2 separate regions of the Homo sapiens genome follow, and region 2 is linked to region 1. A link is a contact called in ENCODE Hi-C or POLR2A ChIA-PET data. All regions are on one chromosome and are shown on one strand. The core of a region is the stretch at or near the end of the contact, and the rest is flanking DNA. Distances in the headings are between cores, read along the strand shown. Region 1 holds the start of LONRF3 (LON peptidase N-terminal domain and ring finger 3). Region 2 overlaps DOCK11 (dedicator of cytokinesis 11).

Region 1 (4,584 bases), core at 276-2,775:
CGGCGCGAGCGGCGGACGCAGGCGCCGACCGGACATCTCCTGCTGGCTACAGCCCAGAGGACCGGGCGCAAGTGCGAGGAGCGCGCGAAGTTCCTCTCCTCGCTGGGAAGGTGCGAGCAGGTGTAAGAGGAGACCAGGAGTGCAGCGGGAGAAGGAGAGTCAGAGGAACAGAGACAGTGACACCGAAAAAGAAAGAAACAGTGACAAAGATACGAAGAGACGGAGAAAAAGAACCAGAAGCAAGGAGACACAGACAGGAACGGGGACTGAGAGACAGGAACACAAAAGCTAACAGAAGTAGCAGGAAAAGACAAAAAGCAACCGAGATCAACACAAACACAGTGAAACACAGATAAGCAGTGAAAACAGAACAAACTCAGAGACCCAGCCCCAGAATCACCCCTCCCCCACCCCGCCACAGTCCATGGGTCCCCCGCCCCCTCTTCTGCCCTGGTCCAAATCCCTTCTCGCTGCGGGGTTTGTTCTCCCGCTCCCTCATGTAGCCACCGAGCCCCAGCCCCGGCCCGGCAGCGCGTTGGACTCACCCAACTTAACTGCCTCGTTGTACTTGAGCAGTGCCGCCTCCACCTGGCGCTCGCGGTACAGTCGGTTGCCCTCGTGCCGGAGTTGCGACGCTCGCGCTGGGCCTGGAAACAACTTGCCGAGGAGGCCGCTGAGCACCACGTTGACTCGCAGCGGCGGCGGCGGCTGCTGCCCAGCCCGCCGGGCTCCACGCGCCCGCCCAGTGGCCACCATCAAGGCGGAGAGCTTGACCCCGCACAGCGCACAGCGCCGGTCGGCGGCCCGCCCACGTTCCAGGCACAGTTTACAAAAGGTGTGGCCACACGACAAGGACACGGGGTCTGATAGAAACCCATGACATTTCCGGCACTTAAAGCCGTCCCACACCTCGGTGGCCGCCGCAGCCGCGGCGGCCCCCGTCTCTTCCGCCGCCACGGTGCCGCTTGCAGTGCTACCCTCGTCCGGGGGCGCCGGCGCCAGCGCCTCGCCTTGCGGGACTTTCTCCGCCAGGCAGCGCACCAGCTGCTCCAGCTGCTCAGCCACCAGCTGCTGCCGCTCGGAGAGCTGTCTATACACCTCGAGGGCTTCACGGATTCGCCCCCGGGACGCCAAGGCGTCTGCCTGCGTGAGCAGGACTTTGCTCTCCGGCGTTGAGGTCCCCGGAGACTGCTCTTGCTCTGGCTCCCGCGTCGGTAGAGGTGCGGGGCCCTCTGCAGCCACCTTTGGGTGGGGGCCCATGTCTACTTGGGCCGCTGATGCCCCTCGCTCCGCCGACTCCAAGTTGTCGCTGCTGACCTCAGCGGGCAAGCTCAGCATCTGTTCGATCCGTACTGACTCCATGGGAAGAGGGACACGGGAGGAGACGAGGCGTCTAGGGACCGGGGACACGAAGCAAGGAGTGGCAGCTGGAGGAAATCGGGGCAGCCACCGCCGCCATGCCACCGAGCTCCTGACCCTGCCGCGCCTCCGGGAGCTCCATGCCGGCCGCCCCGCGCCGCCTAATAACTGTCTTGTCTCAGCAAAGTGTTATATAAAACGGTACCACGTGACGTGCCGCCACGCTGTTCATTGGCCGGCGGCGGGGAAATTGTTACAAAACCAGACAGTTTTGTAACAGTGTTGCTCTTGCTTCTTTGGGCTTCGCTTTTCTTGGCTTCTTTTTGAGGTTGTTTGTGTTTACACTTCGCCTTATTCCTCCTCACCACCTGGTTCTTTTTCGGAAGTGGGGTTGTGGGGTGGGGAGAAACTCAGTGTCTTCTCTTGGGCTTCTCAGTCTCCAAACCCCACTCCATCCCACCTCCAAACGGGCCAGCAAACAGGTCCCCTCTGCCAGCCGCTGACCAGCGGCCCCCCACTCCTCCCAGGAGAGGCTGGTACCTCGAGGTGCACAGTCCGCAGGGTCTTCCGGGACGCCTAAGACTCTCCCTCTTGGGGGAGATGGCTGCTGTCAGGGAAAGGAAGCAGGTTGGGAGGGGTATCCGTGAAGCCCCCCCACACACACACAACCCAGTCCCAGCCCGAGAGCCCTGGGAGCCCCGCCTGGGTTCCTTGCCTTCTCCCAGGAGCCTCCCAAAGGTGGTGAATTCGGTTTCTGAGGGTGCTTGGTGTTCTGTGCCAAGAGTGACTCAGAGCAGCGGGTCCCACCGGCGCAGAAGTTGGGCAGCGCTCGCTGGACAGTGAGGAACTCGCGGAGAAGATGCGCTTGCCGGCTCAGCCCTGGGAGGGAGATGCCCCGCTAACTCCCCTCTTTACCTCTCTACCCCCAACGCCAGAACTAGCGCTGGGGCAGGCGGTAGGCGCCCAGCTGGAGACACACCAGGCCGGCCCCTGGAGCCACTGGCCGGATGGGCGCGGCAGGGATGTACCCGGCCTGCTGGGGTCGGTGGGTACTCTGGGGGCGTGGGAGAGTGGCAGGGGGAAGACGCGAGCTGAGAGCGCTATTCAGGAGAAAGTCCGCGAATCCCGGCACAGCCCAGTGGCAGACCGAATAGCCTCCAGGTTTGTCGCTCCTGAGCGCTGCGCGGGAAGGGTACAACTGGGCACGAGCCTCAGCGCCTGGTTTACAATGGCTAGGGGGCCTCGACGGTGTCCTACACACTTCCTGAAGGCGAGCGGGGTGGCCAACTGCACACTCTTTGTCTGCCTTGAACCCCCACATTTAGGACGGGAACCAAGCTCACAAATGAGCAGACAGAAAACGGTATAGTCGCACTGCTCCAAGCAGGGAGGCAGGGACTAGGCTTGCCGCTGGCTCAGTTGGCCTTCAGAGCCTGCGGGCTCTTGGGCAGTGCCAGGTTGCCGCCCCAGGGGCCTGAAGACCTATTGTTGCCCCCTGCTGCAGCCACCTCTTAGCCAGATGACCTTGGGGAAGTCAAACTTTAGAATCCATCATTTTTGCTTCTGAACAAATGTTAGAGCTGATCTTACTTGGGATTAAGTCATGTTTCAGAGTTGGGTTATGGCAGGCCCCCTCGGGTCTCTGCTTCTCTTTAGGTAGTTAAACCAGTCTTAGATCAACACCAAGGTCCCAGAGAACAGGTACTATGCAGCCAGCTCTAGAGCCTCTTTCTAATAAGACAGGACAGAGGGAGAGGGTCACAGGGCAGAAAGGAAGCATCACATAGGGGAAAAAAGACACACACACGAAAAAAAAAAAAAATGAAGAAGAAGGAGAAGGAGAAGAAGAAATAGAGAAACTCCAGATGTAGTCAGGAAAGCACGAGGGACACATTGGAAAACTTGGCTTGAAGCCTTGGATTTGTCACATATTTGCTATGAAACCTTAGGTAGGTTCTCCAAACCTTAGTTTCTCTTAATCTCCAAGGTTCCCTCCAGCTCTAACCTTGAGTGGCTTTGATCCTAAGACCAAATTTCATGATACTAACTCAGTTACTTAAGTACAAATGACTAGTCCAAATGCTGTGGATGGTGGCTTGAACCGGGGTTGAGGGGATGGGAAATCAATGGAAGATTGTCCATTTAGTCGGGGTCAGACCTGAGCTAGATTTTTTTTTTTTTTTTGAGATGGAGTTTGGCTATTGTTGCCCAGGCTGGAGTGCAATGGAACGATCTCAGCTCACCACAACCTCCGCCTCCCAGGTTCAAGTGATTCTCCTGCCTCAGCCTCCCAAGTAGCTGGGATTACAGGCACGTGCCACCACAGCTGGCTAATTTTTTTGTATTTTTAGTAGAGACGGGGTTTCTCCATGTTGGTCAGGCTGGTCTCGAACTCCTGACCTCAGGTGATCCGCCCGCCTCAGCCTCCCAAAGTGCTGGAATTACAGGTGTGAGCCACCGCGCCTGGCCCCTGAGCTAGATTTTTAAGATGTAGAAGTCGGAGGACTGGCTAAGAGGTGGAGGAGGTGGCCATACCAAGCAGTAGGGGAGAAACTGGAGTTCCTGGTGAGTTGCTATCTAACTGAAGGGAGCTCTTTTCACCTCTCAGTTTCCCCTACTATCAAATGAGGTCCCCAGCACTAATTATCTGCCTGCCCCTTCAGGCATCTGTGAGGAAGGACAGTCGTTGGGGAAGGTAGAGATTCATGAGATAGATAATGATGAAACCATCTTAATTCAAGAGCTTTACCCCTTTGACATATCTAAAATATATATATATATGTCTGTTACCCAAAATTGTTTCCTAGATGCAAATCTGGGATGTGCTTTGCTCCGTGGATGACCTTGACAAGGGAATATCCCCTGGGTTGATTCCCCTCCCTTGCCCTGTTATGGTAGGAAGGCTAAGAGAGGGCCAGGTCAGGTAGAGAGTCACAGTCCTGCAGGCATGGAGAAGAGAAGCTCTCTCCAGGCAGGCCCTCTTGGCTGCCAGTGCAGGAGGTTGACCGTGAACTTGGTCAGGAATGTGAATAGCAGTCTGGATAATGCGAGGTACTCTGGTGTAAATGGCAGTACCAGCTACTCACTGACCAGACTCCACAGGGAGTTTTACATTGTAATCAAGACTGCCTGTAGGACAACACCAAGTGGGTTTCTATTGAATGCTGAAAAACATTATCACAGTGGTTTTCTTTCTTTGTTTGTTTAAGTTAAACAAATATTACC
Region 2 (4,584 bases), core at 1,377-3,876, 440 kb after region 1:
TAACTGAGACTTTGTATCCCACCATTGACTACCATCTCCCCCACTTTGCCCCCAGCCCCTGGTAACCACCATTCTACCCTGCTTCTATGAGTTTGATTGTTTTAGATTTCACATATAAGTGAGATCATGCAGTATTTGTCTTTCTTTGCCTGACATACTTCACTTAGCGTAATGTTCTCCAATTCCTGAATTACTCATTTATTTAAAAGTATATACCTTCTAAAAATGAAACACAGCTTACCACATGTTTTGAAGGACATATATTTATGTTATAGAAAACAAAGTTTCACTTTTCATTTAAAACTGATTAAACTAAGCATTCTGGGTCTTCACGCCTACTTTTTTTGTCAGGGGTAGCTCAATTGCGGAAAAGTTAGGGTGGCTACTCTGGGTCCCACAAAGCTTCCCCTAATAGAAGATTTAGGCCTGTGAATCAGGATTCATCTCTCCAAGAAGAAAGATGAGAAGGGACTGAACCCTGCATTTCCCTTCTAGTAGGATTCAGTTATAACTCTGCAGGCATCAGAGACAAAGAAAACCTTTTGACCTATAGAATTATCATGATTTAATGGTGGTTCTGCCCTGCAGTCTCCATCATATCCCTTATCTAACTTTCTCATTCAGCTTTCTCATTCTATTATTAGACTTATACATAAAAGCTTCCAATACACTCAAAGAGGGTCTTTCTTTCAGCTTTGTAATTTATCCTTTCTGCCAGTGTGCACTGATTGGCCTGCAAAGGTGCTTTTTCATAACTCCAAAAACCCGTTACAATAAATGGTACCTTAAACATTCAAATAATAGCAACTTCCATACAGTTCCGGAGCAGTGCTAAGTAAAAGGCGAAGGCATTTATGCAATCTGGAGAGAAGTGAGCATATGTTTCAGTCTTCTTCCCGTAAGTAGTGACAGGAAAACCGTCAACCTAAATTTGGAACCAACTCAGTTTTCACCATGGGGAAAACAAAACAAAACAAAATGATTTGTTCTTAAAAGTTTTCATTCACTGACTCCTAAGTTTTCTTGAATAACTTGCTAATAATATTAGTATTTTTTGTTAATTCATTTCAAGGTCACTTTGCAGTCTTAAGAAAACACTTTCATATGCATTCTGTTTGTTACCAAACGCTTTGTCAAGTAGACAAGGAAAATACCATCATTTCAACTTTATCCATCAGGAAACTGGCTCAGAGGCCTAAGTTCATCTGTCTACATTAGGAGCTGAACCAGGATTCAAACCCAGGTCTCCCAACTCCTAATCCTTGTTTCTATTAGTTTCCCGAACTTATTCACATATAATCCTCATATTTGCCACACCATCTGTATTATCATTTACTTCATATTTTTCTTCAAATCAAATATCTTCTTCATTGAAAACATTTATTGAAAAAGAAAGCTTCATATCATCCCATAAAGGAGAATAAATTGCATTTTTCTATCTCTAGTAAAATAAAAATGCCAATTTTGGTACCATGGTGTGGGATGCAGTACACTTTTCCGTTGCTTACTCAGGCCACTAAGGACCAAATCTCAATGAGCTTTCTATGTGCAAACTCTACAAATGGGAAGAAATGCACAGCTCCATAAATTGAGATAATTTTATTTCTAATATAAGTGGAAAGGACAGATAGCAAAAAAGGAAACTCGTCAGAATAGATTCAGTTGCAGTCCACTTCTTGGTCCAAAGAGAGGAAACAATGGATCCTCACTGAGGGTCACTAATAGCATCACCACTTAGACTTTACAATTTTGTGGTGGTTCCTGTACATTCGCAGTACAGGATGACTGATCTTTTATCATCGTAACTGTATGTGTATAAATATAAAACCATGCTTGTAATACTAAAATACATAAAAATGTACATGAATGTATATATTCAACCATCCAACCACTCATGTATCCAAAAGCACATTTGACTAGCAGGCATATTTATGTTATCATTAGAAATGTGTAAGACACAAGAATAATCACATAATATTTATCTGTAAGCAATGCAAAATGAGCCTGGGTTACTTCTGCTTAAATACCATACCAAAGGTCATTAGTTTACCGGTAAATCTTTTACTTTAGAAACTAGTTCTCCTTAAGAATTCTAAGAATGTCTCTTCTGCAAGTCTGAAGTGAACACTGGCATCATAGAATCTCTCCTTTATCACACTGGGAGGGATACCAGAAAGCAGGCAGAAAGCTGAGCAGTAGGGCACAGAGCCAATTCAAAAACATCCCTGCACCACCACGCCACCACTACCACCACCCCATCCTCCAAACTGAGTTTCAGCACAAGGAGGAACATGGCAACTACTGGTTTCAGAAAGAGAATGATTAGCCCAAAAGTGCTTTTTTGCAGTATTGCAGTCAGACTACAGCCTCAATGACATCTGAGCATTTTCTTATGAAAAATAACAACAGTCTTGGGATAGAAGTAGCACACTCAAAAAGAGGTGAGTCTCTCCTTCCCATCATTTCTCCACGACCTTCACTTAGGAATTTCTCCAGATCCCCTAGTCATTCGGCTCTCCTTTCCTCTCAGACATTTGTAAGCAGAGCCTAGAGTGCTTTCTCTAGAGAGCATCTTAAAATAACACTTTGCACTCAAAATGGCCACTGGGGGCATGCAATTTCCGGCAGCACAGAAAACAAAGTGAGTTCAGCATAAAGATGCATTTATTGAGTTCCTACTGAGGTTCTGGCCCTGTGCTAGCCCCTGGTAATGCAGAGGTGAATAAAAAAACAGACCTTGCCCTTGAGAAGTTCACAGTCTCGTGGGGAAGGTAGATAAACCCAAGATGTGAGAGCTGATCACAGACTATTGTAATTTCTGTGCATCTATCATGCCCTTTGATAGCCATATCTTCTTCCAAAAAAGGAACTGTACAAGTGTGTTTGCACACTAAAATGTGTGAGTCCCTCTATTCCCCATTAGATCAATCAGAAGAATTTCATCATATCGATTTATGTGGTCTCAGATCATTTCATCTTGCCTTCTAGTTTTATTCATAAACCCTGTAAGATCAGAGACTAGGTAACTGTCAAGAGTGGTGTGTGAATATGAGGAGAAGCAAAAGTTGCATTATGATTCACAGAAGTGAGAGATGCCACCACTGTAGATTAGAGACTTCTAGAGAGGAACCCTATACAGCATGTCAATAATGGAACCATAACTGTAAGGATTTTTTTTTTTTTGAGACAAGGTCTTACTCTGTCGCCCAGGATGGAGTGTAGTAGTTTGATCACAGCTCACTGCAGCCTCAACCTCCCTGGGCTCAGGCAATCCTCCCACCTCAGCCTCCCAAGTAGCTGGGACTACACATGTGTGCCACCACATCAGGCTAATTTTTGTATTTTTTATAGAGACGGGGTTTTGCCGTGTTGCCCAGGCTGGTCTCAAACTCCTGAGGTCAAGTGATCCACCCATCAAGCCTCCCAAAGTGCTGGCATGAGCCACTGTGTCCAGCCTGTAAGAAATTTCTTCATAAGGTTCAAATAAAGAGTATTTGACTTTGTTATGACCATGGCCTGTTTGTTCCAAATGTGACCATCTTTCAGCAGCTCATCTCTTTGTCTCTTCCCCAATAGGAACTCCAATTACTGAAGGAGCTTTGCATAACTACAATCTAATGGTGATGTGGTGGGGCGGGAGGGGCATCTTTTTAACTAGCAGAACCCAACTTGCCAAAATAGACATGAACATCTTTTCATAAAGATTATTTTCTGGGGAAAATCTTGGCATAAGAATCTAAATACAAACTGCATTCAGGACACTGACCTTTCTTAAAGTAAACGGCTAAGGGAAAAGTCATACTTTCCATGAGACCAGTGGGTCATGTTTATTACCAACCCACACTTAGCTCACCTGATTCTTATGATAGCATAGCCCTCCTCGCTCCCCAACAGCCCTTATTGTCTTTCCCATCTATTGTGGCATTTACTCATATATAACATTCCCTGGATACTTAACTGCTTTTTGGGTGGTTTACTTAGTCTCCTAGGCAGGATCAAAAACACCGGTTCGGTCAGCAAACAGTGCCTTGTACTTTCTGTTACCACTTACATTAAGCATTGCTGTATACTCGGTTAAGCGTTTTATATCTATGATCTCATCTAATTCTCCCCAAAATCCTGTGAGAGGTTATTTTATTATGCCCATTTTACAGATGAGGAAATTGAGGCTTAGGCAGGTCCAGTGTCACATATTTGTGGAGCTGGGATTCAAATCTTTATCTGATGGACTCCCAAGCCAGTGCTCTTAACCATGATCCACATAAACCTTTATGCGTTGAACTTAACAAAAGCAAATCATTTTCTCAGCTCCTACCACATTTTATTTCCTTGAATGAACTTTGCATTTTAGAATTTTCTAAAACTTACTCAAACTACGCTATCATTCTTACCAAAGTGAGATCTTGCCTTCCTATCGCCCTGATGATGCTGAACATGACTGGCTTAGAGAGCTTGTAATGTAATTGGATAAGGATCTTTGCATTCCTAAGCTGTTGCTTCCAATTTAGCATTTGTCATCAGTGAGTAGGGATTAGCACCTTAGGTCTTTTACTTGGGGGAAAGGAGTTGGCAGATTCAATTTCA

What was found. A loop is a pair of places that touch in the nucleus more often than their neighbours do. ChIA-PET counts read pairs that join two places held with the same protein, here RNA polymerase II (POLR2A). Pooled maps may share reads with other maps.
Region 2: a loop to region 1 is called in a pooled map, with 4 times the contacts of the local background. The contact joins the enhancer-like site here to the promoter of LONRF3 in region 1. A Hi-C loop is called at or near these places in 6 of 50 pooled maps. POLR2A ChIA-PET finds 5 or more read pairs at or near these places in 2 of 52 experiments (T-cell and activated T-cell).

The regions. Positions count from the first base shown.
Region 1 is chrX:118,971,559-118,976,142 of GRCh38, reverse strand. LONRF3 (LON peptidase N-terminal domain and ring finger 3) reads right to left here and starts at 1,525. Exons shown (of 11, transcript NM_001031855.3): 1 at 546-1,525. The coding sequence starts at 1,362.
Region 2 is chrX:118,534,898-118,539,481 of GRCh38, reverse strand. The region is part of intron 1 of DOCK11 (dedicator of cytokinesis 11); the gene reads right to left. Among named protein-coding and RNA genes, the nearest start is that of DOCK11, 41 kb to the right of the region's middle. RefSeq lists enhancers at 2,503-2,552, 2,953-3,032, 3,263-3,312. Within about 2 kb of position 2,626, at least 8 of the 41 ENCODE cell types and tissues checked have a DNase peak (open chromatin) inside an H3K27ac peak, as active enhancers do.